2 separate regions of the Homo sapiens genome follow, and region 2 is linked to region 1. A link is an interaction called in ENCODE POLR2A ChIA-PET data of the cell type or tissue named here. Cell type or tissue: K562. All regions are shown on one strand. Links, peaks and the distances in the headings refer to the core of each region. The heading gives the core; the rest is flanking DNA.

Region 1 (5,378 bases), core at 66-5,065:
ATAAAACCTTAAAGAATAAGTTACTATTCTTCCCCCATCCATTCCTATCTTTCTGAAGTAACCAGAAGCTGTGTATCTTTCCTCCCCTTCCTTTTGTCTTGTCTTTCTCTCTCTTCTTTTTTTTTTTACAGAGTCTTTTCTCTCTTGCCCAGGCTGGAGTGTAGTGTGCAATAACATGATTTCGGCTCACTGCAGCCTTGAATTCCTGGGCTCAGGTGATCCTCCCATGTCAGCTCCCCCAAGTAGTTGGGACTACTGGTGCATGTCATAACGTCTGGCTAATACTTGTTTAATTTTTTGTAGAAACAGGTATTACCACGTTACCCAGTTTAGTCTCAAACTCCTGGACTCAAGTGATTTTCCTGCCTTAGCTCCCCTAAAATTCTGGATTACAGGCATGAGCTTCCTCCCCTTTCTCAGTGCTTATGCAAACATACGAACGCATATGTAGAATTTTTGCATTGTCTTCACAAAAAGTAGGATTATATCAAACACATTACTCTGCAGCTTGATTTTTAACTTAATATATTAGAGTCCTAAGGTACAATAGATACAATACAATAGATACAGACCTAGCTCATGTTTTAATCAGCTACATAGTTGTCATACAAACGTGTACTATTCAGCTCTTCCCTATTAATTGACACTTAGATTGTTGCCAGGTTTGTTTGTTTACTGTGTTGGTGCTTTTCATTTGTGTGGTGTGGATTCCCAAAATTGAACTTGCAGAGTCAGAAGGACATGTTTACATTTTAATAGCTATCGCTAAATGGCAATCCCCAAAGGTTGTTGACATCTGCATTTCACACTGGCAGCATATGAGCATGCCCTTTTCCCCAAGCTCTCCCCAGCCTTGACAGCTGCTTGTTTAATTTGTGCATGTGCCAATCTGATGGGAAAGCAGTGATGTCTCGTAGCTTTCATTTGCTCTTCCCAAATGCTATTGATACAGGAGTTAAGAAGAAATCACTTACCCAGATAGTAAGGGTATGGAACTCCTTGGTAAGGCTTTTCTCATTAATAAAAAGCAGCCCCAAATTATTTTCTTACAAAGAACAGCCTGTAAATTCAAGCTGCAGCCACAGATAAGCAAGATGGGAGCTTGCACAGGTGAATACTGGCAGGAACTAGGGACTAGACATGTTCAAGACGACAGCTCCATATTCCCTTCACTTTGTCAGCCACGTGAACAGTAAAGAGCAGACAAGATGGCACCGGGCAACTGGTAAGCTCAGTTGCATAAGATTACTTATTATGCAATGCTATGTAAACATCATACCTGATTGAACCAATCTGTGAGCCTTATGTAAATCAGACACCACCTTCTCCAGCGTACTTATAAAATCTGCTGCGGTCCACTATCTCCCGCTTTTCAGACATCTCTCTCTCACAAGGAGCTTCTCTTCTCTCTCCTTTCTCCTATTAAACTCTCCACTCCTTAACCTACCCACATGTGTCCATGTCCTCGATTCTTTCTTGGTGTGAGACAACAAAACCCAGGGTATACACCCCAGAAAATGTAGCCATTTCAGTTGGGGGTTCTCATCTGGGATTGGGATCAGAACAGAAGGTAGAATCATTGGAGTGGTAAGTATGGAGTGAACCTCAAAATCTGTCCTTTCATTCTGAGGCTCTCAGCCTGCATTTTAAAATCAAATTAAATCAATAACATGTATACATCAGCCATTTAAAAATATGATTATCATGGCTACCCTTCTTAAAGACTCGGATGTCAGGCTTACTGGGGAGAATATGGAAAATCCCCCAATACTCACAGGTCATTGGGTTCATTGGCCATGCTTTGAACAAGCTTCCTTTCATGGAGAACCTAACTATCATGTGAGGCCAGAAGTCCTGGAGCAACTAAAAGTTTCCAACCAGGGCACACCCTGGTGTTATTCAAAGGTTTCTGGACTAACCCAGCTTCTGACAGCCCATCTGGGTGTTAGTAAAGGATCCGCAGCTATCTTGTTGCAGAATTTTCCTCCTTTTCCTATCTATAGTCGCTATGTCTCTATCCTCTCTGTGTGCTCAGTGTGTGGAAAGTTTTACAGTTCAGGGAAGTAATCATGTTTGACAAGATCAGGGAATGTCGTACTAACCAGGGATATAGCTCAAGGGAAGGCAACTCTGTGATTTTCTATGAACAGAGGGTCCCCCCACACACAGTGAGCATCTCTCTCTGCCCTTGGTCTGGAGAGCACATGGCATTTCCAGGTCTCTCTCTGCCCTTGGTCTGGAGAGCACATGGCATGTCAAAGTCACTCTGCCCTTGGTCTGGACAGTATATGGCCTTTCAAGGTCCACTGTGCCACCTAGTGGAATAGGGATCCTCTCCACGAGGCACTTTGTCCGTCCTTCACCGAAACAGCCTCACTTTCCAATTCTCTCCCCTTTTTATGCCTCTCTACTAGAAACCAGGCTTCATGCTACTTCTGTAAATGGGAAAAATCTGCTGTCAACAATTAGGAGTAAAATATCCTCCAAAACCGAATTTTAGTCTCGGTACTGTCCCATCAGCAGCAAAAATGGCCATTTGGTCCTTATGTTCTCTTAAGGCACCTATTCTATCTCCAATTAGTATGGCTTCCAGTCTCACTTATCTGCGGCCACCTCCAACCATGCCACCAGCTCTTCCACCTCCACCATCTCCAAAATTTCCCACTCCCCCACCTTCACTCTTACCCCTACAGGAAATGCCCAATGGAGGTGATGCCACTAGGGTTCAAGTTCCCTTCTCATTGCAGGACCTTAGACAGGTAAAGGGAGACTTAGGCCAATTTTCTAATGACCCTGATAGGTATATAGAAGCTTTCCAAAATTTAACTCAGGTACTTGACTTCTCACGGAGGGATGTTATGCTGCTGCTAAGGCAAACCCTAACTGTGGCTGAAAAACAGGTAACTCTGCAGGTGGCAGAGAATTTTGGAGATGAGCAATATGTCTCCTATAACAGGCAAAAATGAAAAAGAGAAAATAGGGAAAGTGAAGAAATAGGGAAAACACCATTGTCAATAGGAAGGAAAGCAATACTTCTTGACAAGTCTAATTGGAACCCCAGAATTTTCTGTGGTATTTGACCTTCTTTCACAGTTTAAAATGGCTTCTATCTTCTTTTATAATGTTCTTCCAACCTGGGAAAAGTCAATTTTCCAAACCTTAAAATGATTGGCTTAGAGTTGAGCTAAGGGGAAGAGAACCCAGAAGCCTGACATGCTAGCAGAGTAAAAATTTCTTACCAGTCAGACTTTTGGCTCCTCTCTCCCTGTGCAAACCAGTAAAAGGGATAATAAGGATCATTGTTTATATTCTCTGTAAAGTTTTAACTAATGAAAAAGGATTTGTGAGTTTGGTCTTAAGCTGTAGCCAATCTGGTGTGCTTTGTGTGTTTTTCTGTATGGTTCTGTCAAAAGAAAGGGTACTTTAGGTTAGGTTACAGACACAGGAAACCAAAAGCCTGCTGTTCAAGCAAGCCAAACAAAATAATCAGTAACAAACTTGGTTACAGGCCACCATCTTGTTTCATGTCCTTGGGAACATGACCTGTAACCACATGGCAGTACTTTGTTTTAGTCTCTGCCATTTTACAATGGTGGCTGTCTTCTTGTGCTAAGTCAATTCCTGGGTGAGGGCCACAAAATCAGATAAGCCAGTTTGTCAATCTGGGTAGTGCCAGCTGATCCATCTAGGGTAATGTTTATAAAATATCTTAAGCACTGATCTTGAGAGCAGTTAAGGAAGGGTCAAAAATCTTGTAGCTTCCAGCTGTATGACTCCTGAGCCATGGTTTCCAGTCTTGTGGCTAGTTTTTTGGTCTGGTCCCCAAACAAGAGGGAAGTATATCTTAGGAAAGGACTGTTATCATCTTTGTTTTGGACTACAAACAGTGAACCAGGCCCCTCCCAAAGTTGGTTCAGCCTACACCCAGGGATGGGCAAGGACAGCTTGGGGGCTGGAAACAAAATGAAGTTGGTTGGGTCAGATCTCTTCTACTGTCTCAGTAACAATTTTTTAAACACAGTTTCAAAAGCGCTTATCACCCCCTTAAAAATACTTTGTACACTCGCGGTTAAGTCATAACCTAATTAAGGCTTGTTGGCTTCAACTGTGAGGTTAATTTTTGTAAAGTTCAAAAACCAAAAATTTTAACTCCTTGGCATGGCTAAAGTTGAGTAACAAAAGAATTAAAAGAATTTTCTTAAAGAACACTCAGTTTAATTAAAAGTGGATATTCAAGTTATAGGTATATTTAAAAGACCTTTATATTTTTCTCTTCTTAAATTTTTCTGGGAAAAGGGTTTTTTTCTCCATCAACTGAATTATTTTTCTCCATTCTTTGTCTTGACACTTTTAACACATGCACAAGAGGCCCTAAGATAACTTCTGGTAACATGGGATTCCTTGGGAAAAACAGAGACCACAGACTCCATTTTGGGGGGGAAAACCCTCTGTTTTCCTCATAAAACCCCAGGAATTAAAAGCAGATAGTTCCCTCTCAAAATCAAAGGCTCTGTACTATTTTGCATTGTGTTATCTGACAGTTTTAAGTTTGAGGGGCATCAAATTACTGCACATTACAGAGACCTTTGGTGTCTAATAACCAGGTAAGGAAAACACTTTAAGGGATGGCTAATAGTAGTTATAAATCAGAGAAGCATGTTATTGGCCACCTGAAAGATATGGAAATATCCCCACCCCCCACTGAGAGATGAGGCTCCTGTGGGAAATGGGCTGATTACAAAATAAGCCAATTGTCTTTGGGTTGCCTTGCAATGAAATGCATAGTAGAGGCACTGCACACTGTCTTCTCCCATAGAATCTCCCTCCTTTTGGGGATCCAAGATCCAGAATAAAATGGCACCCTTAATTTTGAGGATCTGCCTTTGCCTTCAGCTGTGCTTGCTTATTTTGCCCTAGAAATGCATGCCTTCCTGGCACTGTTCCTCCAAGGGCTCCACCCTGAAGCAAGTAATCCAATTAAGAAATTGGCAAATACAAAAATCGTACAAGTGTTGAATCTTCTGTTTGTGGTCGCTATAAATGTGTTGTGTGTAATGTCTATAAAAAGAGCTCTAATTGATTGGCTTAAAGAAAAATAGGCACTTAAGTCAAATATTTTTTAGTTCATATGACTTTAATCTTTAAGAAACAAAAATAGTCTTAAGGGTTATTGGTAAAATGCAAGTGTCATCAAAATTCAAATAGGTGGTCTAAATCATACAACTTAGATACTAGGTTTGCTAAATGTTCCAAGGTTGTATTACTGGTTGCTTTACAGATAGGTAAGGCCTTGGACACGTAGAGTTAGATACTAGAAAGAGTCAAACCTTATCTGTACTTCTATCTGGGTCCTAGGTTCCACACCTGGTAAATAATTA
Region 2 (5,378 bases), core at 119-5,118, 50 kb after region 1:
TTTTTGTAGCAATAAGACACCAGATTCCAGCCTGACACTAGTATAGCATCACATGATGGATAGCAGGCCCTGAGACAAACCAAAGTATTTTATCCCCAAAATATATTTATTTGACATATTTTGAAATGACCCTGCAAAGCTGTCTCTCATGGGGGAAATCTGAATTCTGTAGAGAATTCCCTGTTCTTCACAGGTCTTTCCCTTGATCCAGGAGAAAATTATCTAAGAGCCTGGCATGTTTTTTGGTCTGATAAGAGCTCTGAAGCCTGCTACCTGGAGGCTTCACCTGCGTGATAAAACCTTGGTCTCCACAACCCTTTATCTGAACCCAGACATTCTTTTCTATTGATTCCAGGTCTTTAGATAATAACTCTTTTAACCAATTGCCAATCAGGAAATCTTTGAATCTGCCTATGACCTGGAAGCCCCTCCACCTTTCCTGCTTTGAGTTGTCCCACCTTTCTGGACTAAACCAATGTACATCTTACACATATTAATTAATGTCTTATGTCTCCCTAAAATGTGTAAGACCAAGCTGTGGCTTGACCACCTTGGGCACATGTTCTCAAGATATCCTGGGGCAGTGTCACAGGCCATTGGTCACCCATACTTGGCTCAGAATAAATATCTTCAAATATTTTACAGAGTCTGACTCTTTTTATCAACAATAATTGGCACCCAACATCGGGCCTCAGAGCCCCCAAAAGAGTTGCCCAAATCTGAAGCTAAGGGACCAGCAGGAACCCACTGAAATATTGACTTAATGAAATTGCAAAAAGGTTTTAATTTTTAAATTCCATAATCTCTTTCTTTTTGAAATTTTTCAAGTTGGTATCTCAAAAGTTCAACTTCTGCTGTACCCCTGCTGCTTCAGCTCTTTCTTTCTTTGAGAAGGCCTGGGATGGTAACTTTTGTCAGCTCCTGTGTGTGTGCTCCTATAACTTTTTTTATTAATAGTCTAAAGTAAGGGAGAGGATTTTTGAAAACAGGCAAATCTTACAGGATCTGCCACTGTCTGTGTGTCTGTTATGTCTACATGTTTATATGTGCCATGTGGAAGTGATGTTTTACTACCAAACTATATAAAAGAGCTCTAATCAGTTGGCTTAAAGAGGCCAGGCACAGTGGCTCAGGTTTGTAATCCCAGCACTTTGGGAGGCCGAGGCGGGTGGATCACTTGAGGTCAGGAATTCAAGACCAGTCTGGCCAACATGGTGAAACCCCATCTCTACTAAAAATACAAAAATCAGTCTGGTGTGGGGCGCATGCCTGTAGACCCAGCTATTCAGGAGGCTGAGGCAGGAGAATCACTTGAATCTGAGAAGCAAAGGTTGCAGTGAGCCAAGGTCAGGCCACTGCACTCCAGCCTGAGCAACAGAGTGAGACTCCATCTCAAAAAAAAAAAAAAAAAAAAGAAATAAAAAGAAAAAATTGGCTTAAAGAAAAGTAAGTGCTTGTCGACTAACAGACGGTAGCTCAGATGCCTTTTACTTCACATGATTTTAGTAATCTTTGGTAAGATTAACTTGGCAAATTGAAGCTCAAAATTGTCTCCAGTTCTTAAGAAATTTAAAGTCATGTTATGTTAAATTAAGTAATCCTGGATTTTCCACTGGGAATTTGGATTACTAAAAATTAGAATAGTTGGAGAATAAGATATGTTTTTGGTGAGGATGTAAAAACATGAGGATATGGTTTTGCTAAAGAAAATGTATTTTTTTCTAGTTTAGAGACCATTTAAGGGTCACTTTAAAATAAAATTTAAAAAAAATTGTTTCACTCTGTTGCCCAGGCTGGAGTGCAGTGGTGCCATCTCGGCTCACTGCAACCTCCACCTCCCGGGTTCAAGCGATTCCCCTGCCTCAACCTCCCAAGTATCTGGGACTACAGGTACACATCACCACATCTGACTAATTTTTGTATTCTTAGTAGAGGTGTGGTTTCACCATGTTTGCCAAACTGGTCTCAAACTCCTGACCTCAAGTGATCCACCCGCCTCGGCCTCCCAAAGTGCTGGGATTACAGGCATGAGCCACTATGCATGGCCTAAAATAAAGAAAAAATTATACAGACTAAATGGATAAAGAGAAAAATAAAAGAAAGGGTGGAGAATGGATGTGGTCACCCATCTTAAGGAGCTGCAGCTGTGCTGCATTCAGTTACTAAAAGTTAGCAGTAGAATTTAAAGATGGATCATGCTCCCAGGAAGTTGGTTCACTGGATGCATAAGGAAATACAAGCTATAACCACAAAATAAGTGATAGAATTTTTAAAAATAAAGAAAATGCAAATTAATAAGGAAGAAGGAAAATATTTAATCCCTTGGTTATTGTTATCTGTAATAGCTGAGATGAAAACAAAAGAGAGTGCTGGGTTGGGCCTTAAGACTGGCCCAAGCTCAGATGTGGGTCTCTCTCAGCTCAGGCCACTAGCCTCAAAGTGAAACGGGAAAGGTTCCCTTGTCCCCCTCTCAGGGCATGCAATGGGGGCGTGGCTCATTTCTTCAGTGCCCCACTGCTCAAACCTCTAGGGGAGCATACAGACGGGCAGCCTGTGGGGCTCCCACCCCACAGCAGTGTCTAGGGGTGAATGTTTACAGCTGAAGCCCCAGTGGGCGTGTGTTACAGGGTGCTCTGTTACAAGTTTGCGGCCTATAGGCGGCTTGTGTAAACCCTCTCAATTAGGCCCTCTACCTTGTCACAAGGACAGAGGGCTTTCTGTATCCTGGGTTCTTGCCTTAGTATACCGGAAGAATCAGATCACACGTGGGCTTGGATAATGGGTGCAAGGTTTTACCGAGTGGAGGTAGCTCTCCACTGATGGAGGATCCAGAAGGGAGATGGTTTTCCCCTGTAGTTGGGCCACTCAGCAGCCCCGGCTCTCCTCCGACTGCTCCAGCCAAACTCCGCATTGTTCTGCTTGTCATGGCCTGCCAGCAAGCTGGCATCTGCCAGCGTGCTCTTCCACCAGCGTGCTCTTCCACCAGCATGCTCTTCCACCAGCGTGCTCCCTCGACGTCCTCTTGCCATCCAGCTGCTTGTGTCTTCTTCCGGTGATGTGCTCCTCTCAATGTCTGGCTGCCTGTGTGTTTGCCTGCTAGGGTCTTGGGTTTTTATAGGCCCACGATGGGGACATGGCAGGCCAGGGTGGTCTTGGGAAATGCAACATTTGGGTGCAAAGGCAGGAGTGCCTGTCCTCACCTAGGTCCATGTGTGTTGAGCCCCAGCCAGGGACCACACCCTCCTCTACCCAGCACTTCCCTTTCCCTTTTCATTTAAAGGGACCACGCTCTTCCCTTCCCAGCACTCCCATATCAAAAGCTACCCACAAATGGAAACATTAAGCCAGGGTGACAAAAGGTACCTCTGAGGTATGTAATTACCAAGAAGGTAGTCAATGTAGGGGAAGGGCAAAACCAAGTAACTATTAAAATAAGAGGGTATAATATAAAGAAATTGTACCATTTGGTAGATTGATATCATCAGCTTCCTGAGAAACCTTTGCTAAAATGGACTGTAAGAATAACTACTTTAAGGACAGTATCTTTAATTTTAAATGCTACAGAATGAAAGAGCATCTCTGGGTTGATGCAGGACCCATAGCTCACTATTAAACAATTGCGGCTGAGTTTATGTGATCCAAATGCCCAGGAGGTTATTCCTGAGCAAATGGCCAGCCTAGTGAATTGGATAAATGCCCATGTAAGATCTGTTTACCCTGAGAAGGGCATTTCCTAACTCTCCCTATAAAATGCCAAGTGGAGCACCCCAGATGAAATAGCTGATATGCTTTCTATACAAGCCATCTAGGACTGGCTTTATCATGACCAGGATATTCACCCACTGAATATGGCTATTACCCAAGTTATGGTAAATGCTGTAGTTAAGGGGGTCCCTTCCACATGGACACCCCAGGTTATAACCAGAAAGGGTTCCCAATCTAGACTCCAAGAGAGGGTTCTTAGACCTCATGCAAGAAAGAACTTGGGGCAAGTACATAAAGTGAAAGCAAGTTTATTAAGAAAGTAAAGAAACAAAAAAATGGCTACTCCATAAGCAAAGTTATTTCTCACTTATATGATTAATAAGAGATGGATTATTCATGAGTTTTCTGGGAAAGGGGTGGGCAATTCCTGGAACTGAGGGTTCCTCCCACTTTTAGACCATATAGGGTATCTTCCTGATATTGCCATGGCATTTGTAAACTGTCATGGCACTGATGGGAGTGTCTTTTAGCATTCTAATGCATTATAATTAGCATATAATGAGCAGTGAGGATGACCAGAGGTCACTTCTGTTGCCATATTGGTTTCAGTGGGGTTTGGTTGGCTTTTTTTTTTTTTTAACCACAACCTGTTTTTTATTTATTTATTTATTTATTTATATTTTTTATTTTTTTTTAGATGGAGTCTTGCTCTGTCACCCAGGTTAGAGTGCAGTGGCACCATCTCGGCTCACTGCAAGCTCTGCCTCCTTGGTTCACGCCATTCTGCTGCCTCAGCCTCCCGAGTAGCTGGGACTACAGGTGCCTGCCACCATACCCGGCTAATTTTTTCTATTTTTCAGTAGAGACGGGGTTTCACCGTGTTAGCCAGGATGGTCTTGATCTCCTGACCTCGTGATCTGCCCACCTCGGCCTCCCAAAGTGCTAGGATTACAGGTGTGAGCCACCACACCCAGCCACAACCTGTTTTTTATTAGCAAGGTCTTTGTGACCTGTATTTTATGCCAACCTCCCATCTCATCCTGTGACTTAGAATTCCTTAACCTCCTGGGAATGCAGCCCAGTAGGTCTCAGTCCTTTTTCTTTTCTTTTCTTTTCTTTTTTTTGAGATGGAATCTTCCTCTGTTGCCCAGGCTGCAGGGCAGTGGCACAATCTCGGCTGTCTGCAAGCTCCACCTCCCGGGTTCAAGCGATTTTCTCTGCCTCAGCCTCCTGAGTAGCAGGGATTACAGGCACCCACCACCAAGCCCGGCTAATTTTTGTAGTTTTTAGTAGAGACAGGGTTTCACCATGTTGGCCAGGCTGGTCTTGAACTCCTGACCTCAGGTAATCTGCCCACCTCGACCTCCCAAAGTGCTGGGATTACAGGCGTGAGCCACCGCACCTGGCTGGTCTCAGCCTTATTTTACCCAGCCCCTCTACAAGATGGAGTCACTCCACTTCAAATGCCTCTGACTAAGTGACATTACTTCTGCAGAACAAATTTGCTGTTCTTCATGGGTCTTGCATATGCTAATAAAACATTCGGCTTAAAAGAAAAATAGGAAAGGCAAATGGGAGTCAAAAGACTCTTCTAAGATGAGTGGTTATTAAGAAATGAAATAAAATGAAAATTGATGGGGTTAAAACAAAGGTCTTTACAACACTATCAAAGG

Evidence for each region. ChIA-PET counts read pairs that join two places held together with the same protein. Peaks named below come from ENCODE experiments on the same cell type or tissue, not always from the same donor. Only the 100,000 strongest peaks of a DNase experiment are listed, where the experiment ranks them.
Region 2: POLR2A ChIA-PET joins it to region 1 with 14 read pairs; 3 of 35 experiments call an interaction of 5 or more read pairs at or near these places.

The regions. Positions count from the first base shown.
Region 1 is chr22:22,974,135-22,979,512 of GRCh38, forward strand. No RefSeq gene overlaps it. Among named protein-coding and RNA genes, the nearest start is that of IGLL5, 89 kb to the left of the region's middle. In K562, for the core only: no CTCF peak of the experiment used is centred there; DNase peaks (open chromatin) are centred at 1,189, 1,498, 1,982, 2,327 and 1 weaker place.
Region 2 is chr22:23,023,973-23,029,350 of GRCh38, forward strand. No RefSeq gene overlaps it. Among named protein-coding and RNA genes, the nearest start is that of GNAZ, 44 kb to the right of the region's middle. RefSeq lists an enhancer at 5,374-5,378. In K562, for the core only: a CTCF peak has its summit at 3,834; DNase peaks (open chromatin) are centred at 989, 2,401 and 3,839; H3K27me3 peaks cover 1,233 bases.